Linked DNA regions of Homo sapiens: region 2 is linked to region 1. A link is a loop called in an ENCODE intact Hi-C map of the cell type or tissue named here. Cell type or tissue: right lobe of liver. All regions are shown on one strand. Links, peaks and the distances in the headings refer to the core of each region. The heading gives the core; the rest is flanking DNA. Region 1 overlaps WDR25 (WD repeat domain 25). Region 2 has its middle 21 kb from the start of LINC00523.

The links. Hi-C counts contacts between places; a loop is a spot of excess contacts. Peaks named below come from ENCODE experiments on the same cell type or tissue, not always from the same donor. Only the 100,000 strongest peaks of a DNase experiment are listed, where the experiment ranks them.
Region 2: a loop joins it to region 1, with 2.5 times the contacts of the local background. A loop is called at or near these places in 55 of 110 quality-filtered maps.

Annotation. Positions count from the first base shown.
Region 1 is chr14:100,434,621-100,446,726 of GRCh38, forward strand. The region is part of intron 2 of WDR25 (WD repeat domain 25); the gene reads left to right. Among named protein-coding and RNA genes, the nearest start is that of WDR25, 64 kb to the left of the region's middle. RefSeq lists an enhancer at 3,960-5,159 and a silencer at 6,332-6,626. In right lobe of liver, for the core only: a CTCF peak has its summit at 5,731; DNase peaks (open chromatin) are centred at 4,681, 5,324 and 5,741; H3K27ac peaks cover 1,529 bases.
Region 2 is chr14:100,630,384-100,642,489 of GRCh38, forward strand. No RefSeq gene overlaps it. Among named protein-coding and RNA genes, the nearest start is that of LINC00523, 21 kb to the right of the region's middle. RefSeq lists enhancers at 5,498-6,498, 8,437-8,938, 8,939-9,438 and a silencer at 10,242-10,341. In right lobe of liver, for the core only: no CTCF peak of the experiment used is centred there; no DNase peak of the experiment used is centred there.

The sequences.
Region 1 (12,106 bases), core at 1,682-9,681:
AATCTTAGGGATTTTCTCTTCCCTCCCTTTTGTGTGAACCACGGACATTTCCAAAAGGCAGGTCTGTACAAAAAGTTCTATTCAGAGAGGTGCTCCCCCTCCTTTCCACTCCAATCCCTTTTTCCTCTCTACCCAGCTCCCACCCTGCCCTGTAGGGAACCAGTCTCATTAGTCTGTGTTTTTTCCTTCTATGTTTCTTTTTGCTTTAATGAGTAGTTTCTTATTCCGCTCTTTTTCTTCATAAAAAGTAGAATATTCTGAATCCTCTTTCACAGTTTGCCGTTTCTCATTTAACTGTGCGCCTGAGCAGGCTACATTAGTCCTGAGGGGTCCCTGATCCTTCCTTCTGCTCCTGAGGGGTCTGTTGTGGTCTCCATTTTGGCTGTTATGTAGGTGCATGAGAACTGTGCAGTGTGCGTCTAGGTGCTAATGACAGCACAGCCCCCACCAGGCGTTGTGTCTTTTCCACCTGACTCTGGAAGAGTGGTAATGTGGGCAGAGGAGGAAACTGAGGCTCAAAGTAGTCCCATGACCACACGTCACACAGATGTGAGCTGGTCCTAGAGGTTGAGGCCAGACTGTCTGGTGCCAGAACTGAAACTTGTGAATGACGGGTGTACTTGCTCCTCCTGCTGGGGTTCATTGCATGCCTGAGATGCCAAGAGCAGGGCTCGCATCACCCTGGGTGCTAAGGAAAAAGGCCCCAGGGAGGGAAGGATAACCCAGGAGAAAGGAGGAGCTATTCCCCTTATAATTGCTTTCCTTATCATTCTTTTAAAATTTGTTGTGTGTACATGTTTTGTAATGAGTATAACACATCAATAGAATAGGGTTTATGTACTCAAAGTTGTGTGCTCAGAAAAATTTTTAAAAATGATAGTGATATGTGATCAAAAAAGTTTGGAGATCACGGAAAGAGAAGCTCACTCAGCTGTCTTGAAGTGGAGAGAGCCCTGGCCTGGCCTTAACATCCAGAGATGAGGGCTTGTGATCCCACCTGCTCCTGCTATGGGGGCAACAAGACATTCATTCACTCAATCATTCGTTCATTCATTCATTCATTCATTCAGTATGGCTGAGCGGTGAGGTTAACACAGTGAGCAGGAAGGTGCTGTCCTGACTTCAGAGAGCATCTGCAAGTCCAGATGGGGATCTTCATGGCTGGAAGGACAGTGAGGCCTGTCAGGGAAGGACACAGTGCTGTGGATCACCTAGGAGGGGCTTGTAAGTGAGGTTTGGGGGTTAGATGTGACTTCCAGGGAGAAGAGTGACGCCTAAGTGTGTATGAGAGTCCTCTGGTGTGAGGCTTGGAGAGGAGGGAGTGTAGCTGCTGGCCAGCACCGTGGAAGAGTTGACTCTGAGCAAATCATTAATCTTTTTGGGCCTTAATTGTCTTCTCTGTAATGGGGAAGGATAGTACCACTGGCCTCTCCAGCAAGTTCTTTGCATCTGCTGAGGCCAGATTCAGGTGTCAAATTCTCAGCTCTGCTGTTGACTAGCCATGTGTCTTTGGGATGTGTTATGTCTGGAGCTTTGCTAACAAAGCTTTCTCACCTTATCTCATTGAGTCCTCCCATCCAGCATTTTCCATATGAGTGCTTTGAGTTTCAGAGAAGTGAAGCGCTTATGGAGGGTCCCACAAGCAGTGGGAGCCGGGACGCAGGGCTGACTACTACACCTGGGCCCGCCTTTTCACCACAGACTGTGTGTGCTTGTCATACTTAGACTTTGCTTGTACTTGGGAAAGGAGTTCAGTTTGCTTTAATGTCACTTTAATGCTTTTTAGAATTCATTTCCTTTGTTTATTTTGCAGCGGTATAATTTGCAATGAAATAGTTTCACATTGAGCTTACATGTTTTGATGGCATCTTAATGTTGGCTCCATGGATTTGCAGCCAGATACTTTTGTCATTCTAACTTTCCTATATGATGGCACTATGTGGCAGTGTGGCCATGAACTATGGCCTGGGTTTCCCTTTAGGCCGGCCAGGTAGCCTCTGAGTCAGGTGTTCGGTGTCTCTTGGGTCGTGGAGGACTCTGCACACTGGGGACAAGTGTCCTGTGTGTCAGTCTCCTGTGTAGCTTGGTTTTACTTTGCCATGTCATTGGGTCCTTCCTGGGGTTGGGTTTCACCTAGGAACATCTGGCTGGGCATCATATGTGCAGAAGAGAGCGTCTCTTCGCTCTCGCCCCCTGAGCTGTGGAGGGTACATGCGCACCCCAGAAGCAAAAGCTCTGGCTCCCAGAGGGCCTTGGTTTGCTAGGTTGGCCCTGCTTTCAGTTGCTGTCCTTGTGCCACAGCATATGCTGAGCCATCTGTTCTGCCTTTTTGTTTTGGAAAATGTGGCACAACAGTTAGAGTCTTGCCTAGAAGAGCACTGAAGGCCTTTTAGCACTGGGGCTGTGCCTTAGCCATTTGGGTCCCTTCAGTGCTTGGTGAGGGGCTGGAGCTGGAGTAAGGGCCTGGTACTTGTGTGTTGAATGCTTGTATGCATGTTTGATTATTGTGGCTGAGGGCTCAGGAGAGTGGCAGGAAAGGAGGAGGTGGAGCCCAGAGCAGGGACTTCTTTCCAGGGCCCAACCCACACGTTGGTCTTGCTCCTGGAAGAGCACCTGCCTGTAGAAAGCAGGTCCCTTCTGCCCAGCCCCCCACGGCCCAGCCTTAGCCCCATCCTCTCCTCAAGAGACCCCACAGCTTGGCTTTAGCAAGACCCAGACCCATATCTGAGATTCCAGTCTGAGCCCGCTGAGTGTTGAGTCTCACTGTTTCAGCTCTTGGGTTTCAGTGCCCAAGAAGTGGTACTATAGTGGCATAAAAAAGCCACCCGAAGCTGGGCTCATACCTTAGCTTTGGCACTTACTAGCTGTGTGGCCTTGGGCAAGGTGGGTTGCTTAACTTCTGGCAGCCTTGATTTCCTTACTGTGAAGCAGAGACATACCTCTAAGCAGAGAGTGGTTGTAGGGATTTGGGATGACATGTGTCCAGCACCCAGACACTTGGGCATTGGTTGCCATTATTATTATTAGTATTATTACTAGTATTATTAGTATTAGTAGTATTACTGTTACTGCTACTGATGTTACTGTCACCACCACTGTTAACCCCCATTCTCTCCCTCTACCTCTCCAACCCTACGTTCACCCACAGCACTGGTGTTATACGCCCCCTTAGTGAAGAAGAGAAGACAGGAGCTGGCTCAGAGCATTTATCTGCCCAGCTGCTGTGAGCCCTGAGCTGACCACCAAGGATGCTAAGGGGTTCAAGGAGGACTGCACCTCCCTCTGTCCTTGCCTTCTCATCCTTTTTTCTCCTGACACACCATTGTTTTCGCAAAAGAAAGAAGTAGTTGGAGTCTGGGAAAGAAATCCCCAGGGCCCTGTTTCAGATGATTGTCCCATTTCTAAACTTGAGTTAATAAGAGTAAACAAAGTAGTAGGTAGATTTGCACAGGAGAATATTATTATTCTCATGATTATGTAAATATTTATCTGTTCTGGCTTTCTTATTTTGTTGCTGGTGTCTAATTTCCAAGTCTTGTAATGAAGTGTAATTTGGAGAAGATTTGCAAAGACAGGCACGTAGTGAAATAATTTGATTTGTTCAGTAAACTTGGTTTCAGTTATTCCTTTCCATGAGTTGTTTTAGAACCCCTTCAATTTCTTTGTGATTTGACAACAGCTTTCAGCCCAATGAAGATATGACTCTTAGGCATTGCCAGGAATTCAGAATTGGTTTATAATATTGTCGCTTAATAAGAAAATGCGTTCATTGGCAGGATATAAAATTTATGGGCTTCAAATGGATTTCTGTTTGTAGTTTTAGCCCTCTGTGCTCCTGCCATTCTCGAGGCTATGAGTAAGGTTTTTTAATTAAGTCAAATTGAATTGAATGAGCTTTTATTGAACGCCCACTCTGTGCCAGACACCAGCTCCTTAACCCTTGCACTGCCCTGTAGGTGGCTATGGGGAGCTGAGCCAGAGGAGGTTTTGCCCCATGCTCACGATCATTCAGCTGGCAAACCTGGGAGGTGGGATTTGAAGTTAGGTTTGATTCTCTGGCTTTTTCATCCAAAGCTGATTATAGGCAGACTTGATTAAGGAGAAGAGAGAGGTTGAGTGGCTTTCATGTTATTTCATTGAATCTTGTTTAGTCTTCTCAGCCACCCTGTGAGGTTCATTACATTTTCCCTATTGTATATCTGAGGAAAGTAAGGCTCAGAGAGGTACAGTGATATGCTCAGGGTCACACAGCTGGTAAGAGGCAGAGCTGGGATTTGAACTCAGAACTGCCTGGCTGCAAGGCCAGAGTTCCTTCTAGAACCCCTCTAGGGGTCTGCACTTCCTTTAGCACATGGCCAATTGACCACCTGCCCACAAAAAATGGCCTGGCCCTGGTGGCTAGGGCACCCTCCTGCAGATGGAGGCAAGGAGCAGTAGGGAGTGGGGCTGGGCATCAGTTGCCCAGGTACTTCCTAGCTCTATGCCCTGGGCAAGTGAAGTCCTCCTTTCTGACCCTCCCTGCACCCACTGGTGACTGGTGGCAGAATACCCTCCTGGGTTATTGTTAGGATCACAGACAACATGTGTGAGGCACCTGGCACTTGGTGGGCACTCAGGAAGTGAAGGACCCTGCCCTTTGGCATCTGTTGCTTGTCAGAATGCGTGGTGGATGGCTCTGGCCTCGGTGACGAAGCTGCTGTTGCTTCAGCCCCCGGACTCCTGTGCATCACAGAGCTGATTCAGTGCAGACAGGTGACTCATCTGATGGCATTTTGTGTGGCGTTGTGCAGTTCAGCCTGGTACAGCACGGCCCGCCCACAGCAGGTATTCAAGAGCCGTTAGTGTTTATGAAGGTGATAAAATTGCCTAGATGGAGGGAAGCCGTCAAAATAAGAGCCTTTGCCTGTCTTGTGAAAGTTAACTTGCAAACCTAATGCCTGTGGGGCTGCTGAAAAAGCGTCACCTGGATTTCTCCTTGGAGACAGAACTCTCTGGAAGGACAGCTGGGCAGCCCCTGCTTGCCATGTGGGGGTGGACGCTTTTTATGTGACAGTGAGTTGGAGAAACTAACAGTGGTCTTCAAGGCATTGTGCTCAGCTTAACTCTTTGAATTGCCATAGCTTTAAAATGAATACTAGAAACAGTTATATATTTTTCACACTCTCCATATTTTCTCCATTCAATATAATAAATGTTATCTTGAATGTTTGAGGGTTTTATAGCAAAAATTCCTCCCATTTGTAAAGCATGCTGCAGTGGATGGGAGTGAACTAGCTGGCAGCGCTCTCGTGTGACGTGGCAGAGGCTGAGGGAGTTGCCCAAACCCCACTTCCAGTTGGAGGAAGCCTGGGCCCTGACTTCCAGTGCATGTTCAGGTCCACTTGTCAAGGAAAGGATCCATTGTTAAGAAACAAACATGGGAAACTGTCATGTGAGCGTCCCTAAAAGCAGCATAGTCATTTTCGAGTCACTCTCTGATAAAGATAGAACACTTCATTTAGGCACATTTCAGGATTTCAGAACATTTGGAGTAGTCCTGGGGTGGAAAGCAGCGTTTTCCTTTTTCAATTTCAACCTGACTCCATTCCTCTCTTTATGTGTGTCAGTCATAGCAGGGGAGTGTTTTCCTCTTGGATGCGTTTGCACCTGGCAAATGAATGTGCAGGAATTCTTTGATTGCAAAATAGCTACTCTCAAAATGCAGACAGGCAGCCACAGTCAGGGAGCCCTTCGGCCACGGCAGCGGGGTGGCGCCAGACACCTGGCTTTGAGTCCCGTGGAGGCATGCCACTTAGTCTGTTCTGAGCGGCTGTTTACAGGCGGATAGAAAGGGCTGTAGGATGGGACCCTCAAGGTTTTGGGGCATGGGAGGGGCTGGCCGTCATGATTCAGCATGCTAGCTCTCTGGAGGCTGTGCTGAGCACTGAGGGACACTGGGAGAAAAACACAGGCTCCTGCTTTGTCCATGTGGAAGGAGCCCAGGCTGCCCTGGCTGCTATACGCATCCTTCCAGGCAACCTTCACCTTCTGGTCTATTTAGTCTCATTCCCTGTTTTTATTCCCTTCTTTTATTTAGGGAGAGCCAGAGCAGCAATTCTCAGGTCAGGATTATTTGGGAGATCCATATTACTTCTGATTATTTACGAAGGGACAGGCCGGGGGAGGTAACCACCTCGATAAATTCGTCAGCGAGGCAGCTGGAGGGATGTGTGACAAACATACCAGGCTGTCATTTGGCCAGAGATTGTCTGCACTGGGATTGTTCCCCCAGGATAGTCCTGATGACAAATGTAATTGACATTTTTTATTAACCCTGAAATGATTAAAGATGCTGCTGCTGAATTTGTGTCAAAGTACCCGGTCCCTGGCATTTTGAGAAAGGGATTCTCTGTGGAGCCAATAAACAGCCTGTGTTTTCTTCCTGTTCATCACTTTAATCAACTAAGACATACAGAGCCCTGTCTGGTTTGGTCTTGAAACTGGGCCAGGGAGATAAGACTCTGCTTCCTGGCTTAGGTTTCCAGAACACTCTGGTATGGACATCATGAGGGACACATAGGAGGCACTCTGTTCATTTACCACACAGTCATCAAACGTTTGCTGAGCTCCTTCTGTGTGCCAGGTCCTGTGTGTGATATTGGGCGCTGTCTCCTTGAAGGGTGGTCGCTGTAGAATGGGGGCTAGAAAGATGTTTATGGGGATGATTGTGAGAACTGAGCATTGTAGGGGAAGACTGGGCCACCCTCACTGCCTAGGGGGTGGGGTGGGGCAGGGAAGGCAGTGCAGGGGGTGGTTTGCGTCTTACAGGAAGGGAGTCTCCTCTCCAGACAGGTCTTACCTCTGGAGCTCTCCAGGCAGATGCTGGAAGTGGCAGTGCCCAGAGTGTGTGGGTCTTGGAGTGCCAGAGTGTGGGAACACAGAGGGGCAGCAGGGGAGGGTGGAAGACACACAGGAGAGCTTGGCTGGGGCCTGCAGATGGGCTGGGGGCCACATGGAGCGCAGGTGGACTTTGCTGCTTCCTAGCCTGCCTGCTGAGTTACTGAAGCTCTTGGTCTTGGTTTCCTTATCTGTGAAATGGGACAATCCTACTTTCGCTTCTGTCATAGGGCTGCTGCAGGATGAAATGACAGTAGGAGGAAAGCCCCTGATTGGTGCTTGGCATACAGAGCCTAGTCAACAAGCATCGGTTCCTTCCTAGATGCAGTCTCAGTAGCAGTGGCCAGGTATTGAGCACCTACTGCATGCCAAGCGCTGGGCTGAAGGCCTTGCACTGACTCTCTGTTAGGTATTTTTATTCCCATTTTATAGCTGAGAAACTTGTTAGAGGGTAAAGCAGTTGCTCAGGGTCACACATAGAGAGAGGCAGAGAGAAGATCTGACACCAGGCTGTTGCTCCCAAGGGCTTCCTTTCAGCAGTGCAGGGGCTGGGAGGTGCCAGGAGGAGCAGGAACATGGAGAGGGCCAGCTTTGACTGTGGCCAGAGCCATGCTTGAGCTCTTCTTTTGGAGGGATGGGCTTGGGTTGCAGAGGGTCTTACAGGGAGAGTGTGCTTATCACACTGCTCCTGGATGGACTGATGAATTGAACACTTCCTGAGCACCTGTTTTGTGGCTAGCCCTCTGCTGAGGGTGCACACATTCCCTCAGCCACAAAGCCAGTATTTAGTGAGCACCTACTGCATGCCATGTGGTCCACCAGGCCTTGGGTAGATGGTGGTGTACCAGAGGCAGGGGTCTTCACCCTGGGGGAGCTCCCAGGCTGGCAGGGAAAGAAGGAAAGAAAAAGATCACACATCTAGCATTGTGGATAAGCAACATTTCAGCACTGAAATAGTGGGTCTATGTTATTAACATTTTATATGCTAGGCTCTCCCACACAAAACCAGATCAGAACCCTCTCTCTTGCCCCTGAACTGCATAGGTTTCAAAGGTGATCTGTCCCCTTGTATCTCGACCTGTTGCTCAGGAACCATTCCCATCAGTTTAATTTCTTTTTCCTTTTAATCCTGTGGCTGGCAGGATGTTGCAGGGGCAGTAATTTAATAAAAGTATGCAGTTTGTAAAGCAGCTGCTATTCTGTGTACTAAGCACATTTGCCAACCTTTTCAGGGAAACCTCCAAGCTGTTCTTGGAACTTAGCGATATTGCAGGAAAAAAAACATTCTATTTAATAACATTTCATCCTTTGGGTTCTGCAGCTAATAGAAGCATAAATGGAGGCCATGTCTGAAAGCCATTTCTTTATGTGATTCAGAGAATCAGGACATAGCAATTACACAGTGTATGGGATTTATGGAAACATTCATGCCTAACAAGAAGAAAACAGCTCAGTAAGTTATTTAATTTGAAGTCACAGGCCCGCTGACTGGTTCCCCACCCAGACCTACCGCACTGCTCGGCAGGCCCCAGGCGCTCGCACACAGGTGCCCACTGCTCCCTGTCTCTCTGAGTCCTGCCCGGCTGCAGGTGGAAACCTGGGCCTGCTCTGTGGGGTGTGTTCACACCTTAGGCCAGGGCAAGGTGGAGCTGGGTTTGAATATTGCTCTTCTGACTCCAAGCCTGTCTTTCCTCACCACTGCATATAACAGCCTCATTAGGTTTGTAATACGTGGCAGCTGCATGATCTGCTGGGTAAGAGACACACATTTAGAAAAATTTATGTGCCACATGCTTTTCCTTTCTTTATTTCTCTTTCCCCTGAACTGAGATAAAAAGGAGAGTCACACACAAGCAGATGTCAGAATGACTGCCTTGCTTCGCCCCATCTACTGGAAAAGCCACCGACTGAATTCTTCCTAACACCGTTTCTGTTTATGGCAGATATAGGGTGGGGGTGGGGGGCAGGGCCCTCCATTCTCTGCTTTCCGTGCTAGCCGAAGCCTTAATTCAAAAACAAATTGAGTCCTTCAGCTGTCACTCGATTGTTCCCTCTGATTTTGGGGGATAAATATCATTGCTGCAGCCTCATGTCTCCTCTCTCTCCTTTTCCCCAAAGCTTTTCCCCTTTTATTTTCTCTCTCTGCCCAGAACTCAACATATCTCTGACAAAAGCATGCATTATTTAGAGCCTGTCGCCTCTTGAAGTTCTTTAATTACAGAATTAAACCAAAGTAATGACAGTTTAATTTGTTCTTTCATTAATTGGGAGCGCTCCGGGCTGATGTGAAATGAGCGCATTTGGAAGGCATGAGGAATATGTACTGAGTGATTGGAGCATGAGTAATAATAATTGCTGTCGTTTAGTGCCGGGCGCTGGCTAGGTGCTCCTCATGCATATTCTCTGTTAATGCTCCCTGCAACCTTGAGGAGGAGATACCACCTTCTCTGTTTTGCGGCTTAGGATCTTGAGGCTCAGAGAGGTGAACCAACAGCCACCTGTCAGCCAGAGGAAGAGCCAGGCCTAGACACCAGGAGCCCAGCCCCAGAGCCTTATCCTGTCCATAGCCCCACTTGGCCTTGAGACCAGCAGCTGTGGCCTCAGGATTCTGCAAGGGGTGGCCCACAGGAAGATGGGCACACCTGGCGGGGCATGCCTGAGAAGGACTAAGTTGTGTCTGGCTGAATTTGAGGCTGAGAGGAAACATTTGAACCCGTGAAAATGGAAGGAAATTGGCGGTCAGAGGGAGCTGAAGCCTCACTGGTGCTGATGGAAATTTTGCTACTTCGAAGGTAGCAGTTTGTCCTCCCGGGAGCCCTGCAGCCACTGAGGGGCATGCCTGCGAGTGCATCCGTGCCACTTAGTTGTGGGTCAGGGAGGCTGCTGCAGGGAACCGCAGGATGGACATCTCTAAAGCATATAGTGAAGGGTAGAATCCAGGTGTATGGGGCCCCGTCAGGCCTGCTGGTCCCCCTTACCCTAGCTAAGGCCCATGCCAGAGCTGCTACCTTTCCATGGACACGTCTGGGTCCAGGTGACTTCCTTCTTGCACTGGCCCCAGGCCCCAGGCCCCAGGCCCCACCGTACCTGGCAGATGAAGTGCCTCTGATGCCCCTCCGTGGCCTGCAGAAGTTCTGGGTTGGGCCTTTGGTTTCAGGCCCCTGGGACTATACAGAGGGTGGATGGTTGGTGCATTCACAGTACTAGTGGCTCATCTGGAGGGCTGTGTCTAGAAGGAGGCAGCGGCGAAACAGCTCATCGTCCTCCTCACGTCCTTAGGGACTTGAGCCTGGTGTGTACCGACACTGCGCTCTCTTGGCAGCAGGCAGTGAGGGACAGGAGAAGAACCAAAGTTGATAGTGCCTTCTGTGGCACCTTCTACTTCGTCACTTTAATTCCCTTTAAGCTTCCCCACCACTCTGGAAAGTGGGAAGATTAGCCCCGTTTTCTAGCTGTTGAAATGAAAGCTCAGAGACAATGGTCATTTACCCAGGCCACATGGATTGAAGGGGCAGAACAGAGTTAGGATTCAGGGGTGTCTGACCCTGAAGTCCCCCATGGAACTGGGCCTCTGTGTTCTTGCTGTCACCCCATATCCCCACCAGGCACCCTCTCACTCACTCTGTTCACATCTCCCAGCAACCTCAGAGTTTTACCCTATGAGTTCTCAGACAAAACTTTAGAATTTATTATCAATGCATTTCTCTGCAGCAAAGTCTGGATGAATTTAAGATTAGGGGATTCGGTTACACTTTATTACTGTTTGTCATTAAAAATCATGCAAATAAGCCATGGAATAAAGTAACTTGTGTTGTTTTGGACACCAGATTTACATGTTTACTGGAAGAAAAATGATGCTGAACTCCTTCAAGGTGGTAATAAAATTTTGCCTCAGAGCCTTAGCTTTGTTGGTCTTTTTCTATAATTTACTCCACAACTTCCAAAAAATATTTTAAACTAGTTTATCATAAAACTCACACCAAGGGTTTCAAAACATCCTTTTGTAAAGGTGAAAAGAAGACTGAGAAGCTGCATAGGCTGCAGGCTGGGAGTGGAGAAGGAAAGACCTGCTGCAGCCATGTGACTCAGGGGCCTGAGAGGTGAATCAAAGCCTCCTTGTTGCCAGGGCTGAGACGGGGACAGGATGGCTTCTAGGCTTCCTGTCTTTGGATTTTAGTAGGAAGTTTCCAGGCTTTTGTTCTGAAACCCCCAGGTTGCTTCATTTAGCTTCCGACCTCCCTGTAGGAGGAGGTGGGCACAGAACGTGTTTGGAAGCGTCTGGGAGAATAAGGACCAGGCTAGAAAGAACCTTTGTTCTACCCTGACTCAGGCATCGGCCATCCTTTCAGAGCCCATTTCCACCACAGTTGGAAGAAGTAGTTGGGGTTTAGAACCCTGTGATTCCAACCCATGCTGCCCCTCCAAGAAGACACGGGGCGAGGCCCGGCCATACCAGTGTTGAGGTAAAGGATCTGAGGCTGGCCATCCTGGTAGATGAAAAGAGGGTTCAACCCAGGATGACCCCAAGCCTTTGGGTTAACTGCTGAGTTTGGTGTTTGCCCCAGATATTATACCCCCTGACTGTTTCAGTGCTGTGCTCCACCTTCCTCCTGGCGTGGTGGGGAAGGGTAGCCATGAAGCTCAGTTGGAGTATAGAGGAGGAGCCTTCTGGCTTTGTGAGCTCCTGCCCCTGGGGTCCTGCGGTGGTGGTCACAAGTGACACAGAGCCATGACAAGTAGCATTGTTGATGTTGATGATCAGAATTAGTAAAAATGGGCTGGTCGTGGTGGCTCATGCCTGTAATCCTAGCACTTTGGGAGGCCAAGGCAGGTGGATCACTTGAGGTCAGGAGTTTGAGACCAGCCTGGCCCACATGGTTAGGCCATCTACTAAAAATACAAAAATTAGCCAGGCATGGTGGTGGGTGCCTGTAATCCCAGCTACTTGGGAGGCTGTGGCAGGAGAATCACTTGAACCTGGGAGGCAGAGGTTGCAGTGAGCTGAGATCATGCCACTGCACTCTAGCCTGGGTGACAGAGGAAGACTCCATCTCAAAAAAAAAAAAAAAAAAAAAGTAAAAATGTATAAATCACAACACATGGTAAGTAACACAATACCAATCATAATTCACTTCAAAAACAGCAGCTTGAAATTAATCAGCAGTTGTGTTGTTTCTTAGAAATATCAGAAGCCACACGCTGTGTCTGAAAGCTTGTGAGTAAGAATGAG
Region 2 (12,106 bases), core at 1,485-9,484, 200 kb after region 1:
TAGCCACACCCAATGCACTGCCAACGCAGCAAACATCGGATTTACCCAGAGCCTTGTGAGCAACTGGAGCGGGTCCCCAGACCAGACACTTGTGAAATATGCAGACCCCTGGCCCCACTCTCTGAGACCCAAATTCCAAAGGCTGTTGGTGGGCAGGCACCCCAGGTGATTCCAGCTCAGGGGTCTATGGGCCTCACTTTGAGAAACACTGAACTGGGGCAAAATGGAAAAGCAGCTGAAGACAAAGAAAATGGAAGTGGCCACCAGGAGGCCTGATCATAGGTGAGGAAATGCAACCCAGAAGACCAGGACCTTCCAGGGGCGACTTTCAGAGGACCCCAGGAGTCTGGAATTCTCCCCCAAGCCCTACTGAGGCGGCCTTATGAACTTGGATACCTCTCAAAGTCTGCACCCTGTAACAGGAGCTTATCCTTCCTTTTCTGTCCTGATGGGGTATTTATGATCATTGACCACGTATAAGGCCACAGAGTAGACCTTAATTAATATCAACATGCAGATGCTGCCAGTGCCTCATTGGCTACCCACGACACAACAATAGAAATAACAAAACCAAAGACAATGAAAAAAACTCTAACACTCCACTACATACATCTTGAGTCAAAGAAGATGTGAGCATTTCAGCTGCAGAATACTTAAAAAATAATGATCTTGAGAATAATACTTACAGGGTATAAACAAAGCAGTATTACCACTGGCAAATTCGTAACACCAAATATTTTCAACTGCTGGGTGCAATGGCTCACGCATGTAATCACGAGTGCTTTGGGAGGCCAAGGTGGGAGGACCACTTGAGGCCAGGAGTTCAAGATCAGCCTTGGCAACGTAGTGAGACGTTGTCTCTACAAAAAAATTTAAAAATTACCTGGGCATGGCGGTGTGCACCAGGAGTCCCAGCTACTCTGGAGGCTGAGGCAGGAGAATTGCTTTGAGCCCAGGAGTTAGAGGCTGCAGTGAGTCATAATTGCACCACTGCACTCCAGCCTAGGTGACAGAGAAAGACCGTGATAAAATAAAATAAAATAAAGTAAAAAAGGCCGGGCATGTTGGCTCATGCCTGTAATCCTTGCACTTTGGGAGGCTGAGGTGGGCGGATTGCTTGCGCTCAGGATTTTGAGACCAGCCTGGGCAACATGGTGAAACCCTGTCTCTACTAAAATACAAAAATTAGCTTGGTGTGCTGGCGGGCGCCTGTAATCCCAGCTACTTGGGAGGCTGAGGCAGGAGAACTGCATGAACCTAGGAGGCAGAGGTTGCAGTGAGCTGAGATGGCTCCACTGCACTCCAGCCTGGATGACAGAGCGAGACTCTGCCTCAAAAAAACAAAAAACACCAGAATCTACAAAGAACTTAAACAAATTTACAAGAAAAAAAAAATCAAACAACCCCATCAAAAAGTGGGCAAAGGATATGAACAGACACTTCTCAAAAGAAGACATTTATGCAGCCAACAGACACATGAAGCAATGCTCATCATCCCTGGCCATCAGAGAAATGCAAATCAAAACCACAATGAGATACCATCTCACACCAGTTAGAATGGCGATCATTAAAAAGTCAGGAAACAACAGGTGCTGGAGAGGATGTGGAGGGAACAGGAACACTTTTACACTGTTGGTGGGAGTGTAAACTAGTTCAACCATTGTGGAGGACAGTGTGGCGATTCCTCAAGGATCTAGAACTAGAAATACCATTTGACCCAGCTATCTCTTACTGGGTATATACCCAAAGGATTATAAATCATGCTGCTGTAAAGACACATGCACACGTATGTTTATTGCGGCACTATTCACAATAGCAAAGACTTGTAACCAACCCAAATGTCCATCAATGATAGACTGGATTAAGAAAATTTGGCACATATACACCATGGAATACTATGCAGCCATAAAAATTGATGAGTTCACGTCCTTTCTAGGGACATGGATGAAGCTGGAAACCATCATTCTGAGCAAACTATCACAAGGACAGAAAACCAAACACCACATGTTCTCACTCATAGGTGGGAATTGAACAATGAGAACACTTAGACACAGGGTGGGGAACATAACACACCGGGGCCTGTCGTGGGGTGGGGGGAGAGGGGAGGGATAGCATTAGGAGATATACCTAATGTAAATGACGAGTTAACGGGTGCAGCCACCAACATGGCACATGTATACATATGTAACAAACCTGCACGTTGTCCACATGTACCCTAGAATTTAAAGTATAATAATAAAACAAAAACAAAAACAAAAAAGCATAAAGGAAATAAACGAACTACATACAAAACTCAAAAGATAGAAGAAGACACAAAAAGAGAAATTCAGTTGGAAAACAGGGAGAAAAAGTAGATTTGATAAACACATTTGAGAATTAACTCTTCCAAAAACTGGATACTCATTCAATACCTATTTGGACTATTTTAACAGCTCTATTTCACAGATGAGTCCACGGAGGGTCACAGAAGGGAAACTGGGCTGCTGAGGGAGGTTTTGGGGAGCCGGGATGGGAAGGCAGGTCTTTCCGACTCTCACCCTTGCGGTTTCTCCATACAGCTCAACACCTCCCTCCCAACCTGTTTTAGTTTCCTGGGGCTGCCATAAAAAATGACCACAAACTGGGAGGCTTAAAGGAACACGCATTTAGTCTGTGGCTGTTCTGGAGGCTAGAAGTGCAGAATCAAGGTGCCAGCAGGGCCACGCTCCCTCGGGGGCTGCGTAGGACCCTCCCTGCCTCTTTAGCTTCCAGAGGCTCATGGCCTTCCCTGGCACGTGACTGCATGGCTCCAATCTTTCTCTGCATTGTCACATGCGCTTCTTCCCAGTGTGTGTCTCTCTGTGCCCCCTCCTTGTCTTATAAGGATGCCCGTCATCAGAATGTAGGCCCATTCAAGTCCAGCAGGACCTCAACGAACCACATCTGTAAGGACCCTACTTCCAAATGAGAGCTGTCGGAGGTTCCAGAGGACGTGAGTTTTGCATGGCGCACTATTCAAGTTGATACACAACTTGATCAGCATTTGGGACCGAAAACCATCTCTTCCTTTCACAACCCAAACTGACTCCTGGGCAGGGCAAACCTGTGGATGCTGACGTATCTCCTGGTGCCCTCCCACCCCATCCCTCACTGCTCATCTCTGTAGTAGGGGGGGTCATGCGACACCCACTCCAGTGCGGGGGACCACCCCGGGCAGGCGCCTCCCCGGCTGTGTGTGTGTGCTTCCCTGCTCCCAGGAGGAGGCAGCCCCCACCTCCTTGCCAGCTTCGAGGTGAGTCCACCACGCTGAGGCTGCACAGTGCCAGTGTTAACTCAGCAAGGTGGATTTTTAAACTAAATTGGCCAAAAATTTTGATGACCTAAAGACAGACTGTAATTATAAGTCTAGAATCCGGTGATGAGCACATGGGTGCATTTTATTGTCTATGTCATATATGTCTATGCTTTTTGGGGTACTTTCTGAGTGCCCATTTGGGGCAAGGATCTTTTCTTGCCATGTGTAATTGAACTCCCTAATAATCCGGTACAGGGGACGTCACTATCCTTGTTTAATAGATGAGGAAGCAGGGCCCAGGCAGGGTAATTGGCTCCCTCAGGCTTTGTAGCTATGAAGTAGAGTTCAGCTTCGAACCCAGGACTTTGTGACTTAAACGCTTGTGTTTTTGCCCTCATCCTACAGGCAGGGCAGGCTGCAGAGGATTTATTTATCAGACAGCGAGAGCATAAGTTTAGATTAGCAAGCTAAGCGAGGTGAGCCGTGTTCTTGATGAGCTGTGTTCTGATTTCACCTGGGGACAGTGCTTTGATCCTGCCCGCCCACTGGCAGCTGCTCCTCATTAGCTGGTCCCCACAGCTGGACGCGGCCGAGTCAAAGCGTTGTTGCAAGAGCTACCTGGGCAGGCCAACTCTTGCCCAGGGCTGGCATCTCAGCAGCCAGGTGGCTGCTCTGAGCCTGGCAGAGGCTTTCTGGAAGCTGGTGCTCAGGAGTGCAGATTATAGCACCAGAACCAAACAGGTGAGCCGGCCGTGGGCTGCAAGCCCCCCAGGAGCCCTCCATGAACTAGTGATATGCTTCTTTCCATCCTGCCTCTGCCGTTCAGTGCTCAAGCCTACAGAGAGGATGCTGGAGCCTCCATATGACAGGGACAGGGCAGCCAGCAGCAAAGCAATGGTCCCCTCTGAGGGCAGCTCGGGGACAAGCAGTCTTCACAGGGGACCCCAGGCTTCCCTAGCAAGTGAACTGGGCTGACCTCTGTTTCCCTGGGCTTGTCCAAGGCCCACCTGTAGCAGCAGGTGTTGGAGGTCAAGGAGCAGTTCCTGGGGGAAGCGGGATTTACAATGAGGAAACTCTGACTTCATCTTTTCACCATGAATTGGAAAATAAACTCCCATTCTTCCATTTTCAATGTTGGCCAAACCCCAACATTCCGCATAAATATGGTTATAACCTGGGGCGCATCCTCTCCCCGCTGCTGACTGAGGGTCAGCAAGGGACAGAGACGCCTTCAAAATCCCGTGCGTTTGGTTTACATCTTGGTACATCAGAAAATGCTTCTCGCCTGGTCTCCATTTGTGATCTCTCTTGACTCCTGTTTTGAACTTTTGGGGTCAAGCCTATATTAAAGTCCAGGGTTGGGTCAACAGATGGCCCTGGGAAGAAGCAGAAAAGAAGCTGGTGGCCTTGGCCTCTTGATGCTCATTGTCTTGGAAACAGACACATCCTCTCTGGGTCTCTGCAGGGGCTGAAAGGCACCTGGGGCTGGCTGTTCATTCTCTGGCATGGGCTGTCCATTCCGTGGTCCCAAACCATCTTGCTGCTATCAAATGAGGCCAGCAGATCTGTTTGGGATCACTGGGGGAGAGGTTCCAGCTCTTCCTAAAGTGTGGACTGTTATCCAAATGTGCCAGCAGCCACCAGGGGTGGGCCAGACATCACCTCCCCTAACACAGATGGAGAGGCTCTGGAAATTCACGTTGCAATTAGTAGCTCCTCTGTAGGGCAGCAGGCTCTAGGGTTACTGCCCCGCCCTGATCACACAAATACCCCGGCCCGACCTGGAGGTATCTGCAGTGAGCCTTCCACAGAAACCACCCTCTGTCCCGTTTTGTCAGGTGCTGGCTGGGAAGCTCGAGCAGGTTATTTGGGGGAGAGTCAGGAGACATGGGAGAGTCATTTATTTCAAAGAGTGGGAGCTGCTGTTCTGCAGGCGCCTGAGTGACAGGGGCTGTACTTTGCCGATCACCATGATGAAAGGCTACAATTGGCCTCTTGGCTTCTGAAGGTGCGGACAACTCAGCCAGAGCTGGGTGGATTCTCCAGTGAAATCATCCGCTCATCATCTCTGCTCTTGACACCATGTGCCCAAAGACACCCCACAACACACACACACACACACACACACACACACACACACACACACACTGCACCCCCTAAGCTGGGGCTTTCTCCTGGTCATGAGCCCTGGAACCAGAATGAGGCAAGCCCATCATTCCATAGTGGGAAACTGAGGACCAGAGAGGGAGGATGATTTGCCCAACGCTGGGGCCAGAAGGGGCACAGTGCCTGCCCCCAACCCAGGGTGCCTGCTCCAGGCTCAGGGGGTGGTGGCTGCAGGGATAACCTTCCGTCTTCGGAGAGGGCTGTGGGTGGGGGCTGGAGGCTGCTGGCATCCCCTCCTGGTGTTTCCTTGAGGGTCTTCTAGGACTCTTTTGAGCCTGGAGAGAAGGGGAATGGGGGTCGACAAACTGCACCAAGCTCCGCAATCCCCTGACCAAGCCTATCTGCCCTGTCATTCAGGAATGAATTGTATGGGAATGAATGAATACAAGTAAAACTAACAACAATAGCTAGCTCCTCAAGCTTTCCCTGCGTGCTGGGGGCCACAGTGACCCGGGGTGGCCCTTGGCTCCCCTCCTTCCCACTCACATCCAGGCAGGAAGTGGCCCCGTTGGCTCTGTGGATCCTACAGTGGCCGGTAGGACGTGTTTTCTGTCTGTGTCCCTAGCATGGCCACCGAGCGCTCAGAATACGGCTAGTGTGACTGAGGAACTCACGTTGCTTTCTCATTTAATTTTAATTAATTTAAATTAAAAGGGCCACCTGGGGCTAGTGGCTCCCATATTGGACAGTGCAGTTCTAGGCTATCCAGAAGCTGACTGCCTCTCCCGGCCTCTGTGATGCCTGCCCTGTCCCGGCATGGTCCTCTGCCCTGTGGACCACTGCGGTGGTGTCCTGCGCTCCCGTCTTCTCGCTTTGGCCTTTGCCAGAGGAGGCTGATAAAAGTACATCTGCTCAGAGACTGCACAGGGCCCTGGCCAGGTCCTCACACGGCCTGTGGGCCCCGCTGCACCTCCAATCCCACTCCCTGCTCCTTCCCCTGCCCTGCTCCACTGCCCGGGCCTCCACGCTCCTCCCACGTGCACTCGTGCCCCTGCCTCAGGGCCTTTGCACTGGCTGTGCCCTCTGCTCAATGCCCTTTACTTAGACACCACATGGCTCACTGCTTCTCTTCCTTCCGACTCTGCCTAAATTCCACTTTCTCAGAGAGGCCTTTGCTGACAACGCGTAAGAGGACGTACATTAGCAATGCAGCCCCTTCTGTGTCCCCCTTTTGGCAGATGTATTTTCTTTAAAACATTTGCCACCACCTGGCTTTTGAATTGGTTGTTTATTTTCTGCCTCCCCTGACTCGAATGTAAATTCCACGAGGACAGACACTTTTTTTCTGTTGTTTTGTTCACGGATGCATCCCAAGCTCCTGGGATAGCCCCTGGCTCACAGTAGGTGCTCAGTCAATGCTGATGGATTGGGGGAAAGATTATCTCAATCAATCGTCACTGTCATCCAAGGGGAAGGTATCCTTATCGCCAAGCTACAGGTGAGAAATCTGAGGCTGAGGGTGAGCTTTCAATGAGGTGCACTCAACTTAGAAACTCACAGGCATAATCACCACCATGTCTCAGCCATGAGACCGCCTCAAAGCCTCCGTTTCCTCCTCTATAGAATGAGGGTCAGAACCACCTACCTCATGGTGGTGCTGTGAGCATTCAGTGCCAGCTGCTGGGCAGTCAGTGAACTTGACCCCCCCTTCCCCTTCTGAGAGCACCTATCTCTGGGTGTCTCTGTGTAACGTGGCAGGGTCTACATGGGCTCTGGGCCCAGAGGAGACCAACCATAGCCGTGGATTAGGGGGAAGGTTTGCCTGACAATGCAGGACAAGGATGTCCTGGCAAACTCCTCTCTGGACACATGAGAGGAGGGAGGTATGGGGTGTGGCCAGTGGCAGGGCTCAGGGGCTGGTCCAAGGAGCTGGGAGGCATCCTGGGGTTCCCACAAAGCACAGCTTCCTCGCTGCCCCTAATTTCCAAGCCCCAGCAGCTTCCCTCATCTTACGCTGCCATGTGTCTGTGGAGGGCAGCACTGATGAGCTTGGGGCCAGGGCAGATTTCCTGGCAATGTTGCCTGGCGTATGCTTAGGAGCTGGATCTTTGGAGGTGGCTGGATGGGGGGTGGCAGGGAGGAGTGGCACCTCACATACGTCCCAGAATTCTGAGCTTGGCCTTCGAGGCCTGGCCCCAGGCTCCTGGCTTTGGACATCAAGCTGAGTTCTAGAGAACGGAACAGAGAGGGGCTGGCCTCAACTCTGCACCAGCTGTGTGTGATGCCTGACACGTGAAGCCTTTCGTGGGCCCTCTCACTTAGTTTTCACAACTTCCCTGCAACCTGGCGTTATTACTGTTATTCCCTCACTCACTCACTATGTGCCAGGCCTGTGCCAGCTGTTAGTGGCTGAACCAGTCCTCATATCCAAGACGTGTGCAGAGGCGGGAGGTGTGAGGACACAGGGCTGCAGGGGTGGCTGATTTAGGGAGAAAGACACCCAGGCTCAGAGGGCTGAGGGGATGGACTTGGGTCCCATCTTGGAGAAGCAGAGCCAGGCCCCAAGCCCACACTGGGGGCTCCCAGCCTGTGCCTTCCCACCCCATGGGCTGGGTGGATGCGGCCTTGGCGTCGATGCCCCTCAGTGCCCCGGAGCCCCGGGTACCAACAGCCCTGTCTTGTCCCAGCAGAAGGCCTGGCCTGCCCCTTCCCTCTCCAGGTTTCATCTGAGGGTGTGGGCGCTCCTGTTGGGGAATGGTGTGTGTTTGTAGCAGGAGCCCTCTGCCTGGTTCACCTGCGGGGAATTCCCCATTGCCCACGACTCCTCCACTCAGGGAGGCCTGTGGGTTCAGGAGAGGCCCAGGCCTCCAGGGCGCGTGGCCGGCTGTGTTTAGGGGCCTGGTGCCTGCTGTCAGGGCCCGCTGAGGTCCCCAGGCTGGCCCCACCCACCCACTCAGCCCTCCTCCCAGCCAGGCCTGACTGAAGGCAGGGTGTCCCTGCTGTCCCGTTCCCCTGGGCCTGACCCCAGTCCTGGGCACACAGCCCCCGCTGCCTGCTGGGCCTCAGCCTTGGTCACTGTTTGTCTCCAGCCCCTTGAGGCAGGGCCCTGCTCTTGTCTGACTTGCCCCCTGAAGGCCTTAGATCTCAGGAAGATGCCCCTTCCCTGACAATTGTCTCCCCCATTGGGCTTCTGGGTGTCAGCCCAGCTCAGTGTTTGGAGTGAGGCAGGCTTGAATTACAGTCCTAAATGGTGGGCCAGGTATCGCCCCTCTCCAAGCCTGGCTCCCCCACCTGTTCAGGGAGTGCAGCCGTCCCTTCACCACAAGGTCATTCCAAGGACGCTCAGAGAAAGCTCACCTCTAGCATCTGGCACAACAGGGGGCCTGGCACCTTCCCTGGAATGCCTCTCACAGGGCAAGGCTCCTGCCTGACCTGGGCCTGGCTCACAGAAATGCGCTAAGTGTGGATGAATGGATGAGAGGATGCCAGGGGAGATAGGGGCAGCAATGCCAGGGGAGACAGGGGCAGCAACGCCAGGGGAGACAGGGGCAGCAGTGCTAGGAGAGACAGGGCAGCAACGGCCCCTGCCCCTGAGAAACTGAAAGTCCAAGGGGGAGATGATGCGGAGCGAGACAGGTCCTATTCCCTGAGCTCTGGGCTGGAGCAGAGCTGAGCACAAGGGACTGTGGTTTGCTAGGAAGGAAGTCAGGGAGGGCTTCCCAGAGGAGGGCACCCCAGAGGAGGGCATATTGAGAGGGCCTTTGGGGGATGCAGAGGAGTCTAAGACAGACGAGGTGGAAATGAGCCTTCCAGGGAGGGTGAAGCATGTGAGGTTGGGACAGGAGAAGGGCCCAGGAATTTTGGGAGTTGGCCTCTTTGCTGGGAGCAGTGGGGATCCACGAAGACTTTTAAGCAGGGGCATAACGTAGTGGGAGCTGGCTTTTTATACCTCACTTCGGGGTAGAGGATGCACTGCCCAGGCTGGTGGTGGAGTGGTGAGGATCTGCTGCCGGCTGTAAGGCCTAACGTGCGGGGTCTGCCCGAGACGCCTCCCTCTGCCATCCTGTAGACCCCACCTGAGTAGCTCCATGGGGACTTCCCAGGGCTTGGCCAAGTTTCCAGAACACTCTGGAGGCTTCTAGGTCAGAGGCTCCATCTCCCAACCCCAACGATGCCCTCGTTTCTCAGTGGTACCCAACCCCCACCAGAGCAAGAATCCTCAAGGCTGGGCCATATGGCAGATGGGGCACTGCGAGAAAGGGAGCGGGAGGGAGAACGCGTTGGGGGCAGTCTTGGAAGGCAGGTCGTGGCTTCTACCTGCATGTCCCCGAGCCCATGCAGAGCCTGACATGGAGGAGCCCCTCAACCAACTTGTGAACGTCAGGGTGAGCACACCTGGTGACGGGCACTGTCAGGGCGCGGGCCCACATCCAGAGAGGAAAAAACATCAGGGCTGCCCCCTCTGCCCTGCAGAGCCCCTTCCACTGCCCGGCTATCTCCTCCTCTCATTGGTCACCCTCTTTCTAGCTGTTTCTGCCTCCAGGGAGCCTTCTAGAGCCCCTCTGCTGTGGGCTTCTTGTGCCCCACATCTCCCCGGCTGGCTTCGCACGTCATGAATGAACGAATGGGGCAATGACTTGCTTATTTCTGTCTCATCCACCGGACCTGGGTCTGTCTGTTCACTTCTGTGTCCCAGTGTGTGGAGGGATGCCTGCCCCACATAGGGCCTTGACAAACTTTTGTTGCATAAAGGAATGAGTGTTCAACAAAGATGTAGATACAAACAGACTGTGGCTCACGCCTGCACTGTGGTTAAAATCGCCAGGTGACACCCTGGTGGCGGGAGACCACATCCTGCCTCGCACAGGCTCCCAGCCACCAAGCCGACGCTCTGGGTTAAGTGGATCCTGGCCTGCAGGAGGCCATCGCAGCTGCCACCGCAGGCTCCCCAGGTCTCCCTGATCCCTCCTCTGAGGGTCCTGGCCGCTTCCCAGGGAAGTGGGGATGACGGAAATACAAATCCCTCATGGGGGATGCTCAGTCAGTCCTGGGCTGTCCTGATACACGCATTCTTCCAATGTGGGCCCCGGAGAATGTGCTGATCCTGCAATAGGGTGTCTTCAGAACATGAATCATGAGTATGAAAGAAAACAAGCCACGGACCCTGCTGAGGAAGCCTCTGGAGTCAGGATGTGGTGGGCCCTGGCAGGCTGGGCATTAAGAGCATAGGCTCTGCCGTCGGGGGATCTGGGTTGAAGTGTCCGCCCTGCCACTGCCTCCTGGCAGTCTGGGGCTGTCTCAAGCTTCTGTTTCTAGTCTGGTTTGTGGGGACCGGAATCCTTGTCCTGCTCTGGAATCCTGGGCAGAGAGGACACAGTCCTTGTCCTGCTCTGGAAGCCTGGGCGGAGAGGACACAGTCCTTGTCCTGCTCTGGAAGCCTGGGCGGAGAGGACACAGTCCTTGTCCTGCTCTGGAAGCCTGGGCGGAGAGGACACAGTCCTTGTCCTGCTCTGGAAGCCTGGGCGGAGAGGACACAGTCCTTGTCCTGCTCTGCAATCCTGGGCGGAGAGGACACAGTCCTGTGGCTGGCATGAAGGAAATGCTCAGCACTCCCAGGGACTCTGGGAAGCTCACTCCCTCTGCTAGTCAGTCTCCTCAACTGTAGATGGGGCTAATGAGGGCTACTCCCACAGGTTGCTGGGAGGATTTAATAAGGTAATTAATAACAAGCAGTAAGGGAAGTTGGTAACACTTGTTAAGAACTTAACAAGCACCAGGTGTCATTCAAACTGCTTCTTTATCCCCATTTTACGGATAAGAAAACTGAGGCATGAGGCGTTAGTGATCTGCACAGGATCTCATGCCAGAGATGTATGGCTGCTGACCTTGGCTTCTGGCCAGTTTGGCTCTGAGGCTAAGCTCCTGGTGGCCACACCACTGCGACTTGCTGGGCCTCAGCTCTCCTCCCCCTGCATCTTCTGCTTCTAGTCCCCGCTGCATCTCAGCTGCCTGACAGCGCTGCCTTTATTTGGATGTAGTGCAGATCTGGCCAGGCCCTGCCTGCTGGGCATGGGGGCTCCCCTGGACCGCCCTGCTCCCTCCCCAGCCTGACTTCAAAGCCCTCAGTGCTGCAGACAGACACACCTGACTATTGGCAGCGGTTCTGTCTCCAGCCATTGCTCCCGGACACCCTCCTTGTTCCTGGCTATGTCCAGCCCTCCCATGAAGCCTCAGGGAGGCCTTCTTTGACCACCCCACGCTGTACTCCTCAGGCTCCCTTGGCCCCGCAGCGCCCTGTGCTGTCTCTTTACAGATCAGCTGCTCCCACTGGCCTCTGGACAGCTCCAGACTCATCCCTGTATCCTCCTCACCAAGTCACCAGCCCAGGCCAGGGGAGAAGGGGACTAGGGAGGAGGGAGGAGATGAGGGTGTGGAAGGTGTCATTATTTAGAAGCCGGGGGCATTGAGGTCATGGGCCTGGGCTCAGGATGAATGAGGACCAGAGGGGGAGGACTGAGGGGGCAGGGGCCGGCTCAAGGTGGAGGGGCATGAGGATGGTGTGGGGGGCCCAGGGCAGAAGAGGAAGGGCTAGGAAGCAAACTGATCTTGATAACAGCTTACACTGTTGGAGCCCCTACCTGGGCTGAAGCTGGTGATAGAGAGCTGGGCCCCACTCCAGGGAGGTGACCCTGAGGGGCAGGCACATGAGTAGGTAACTCCAATCCG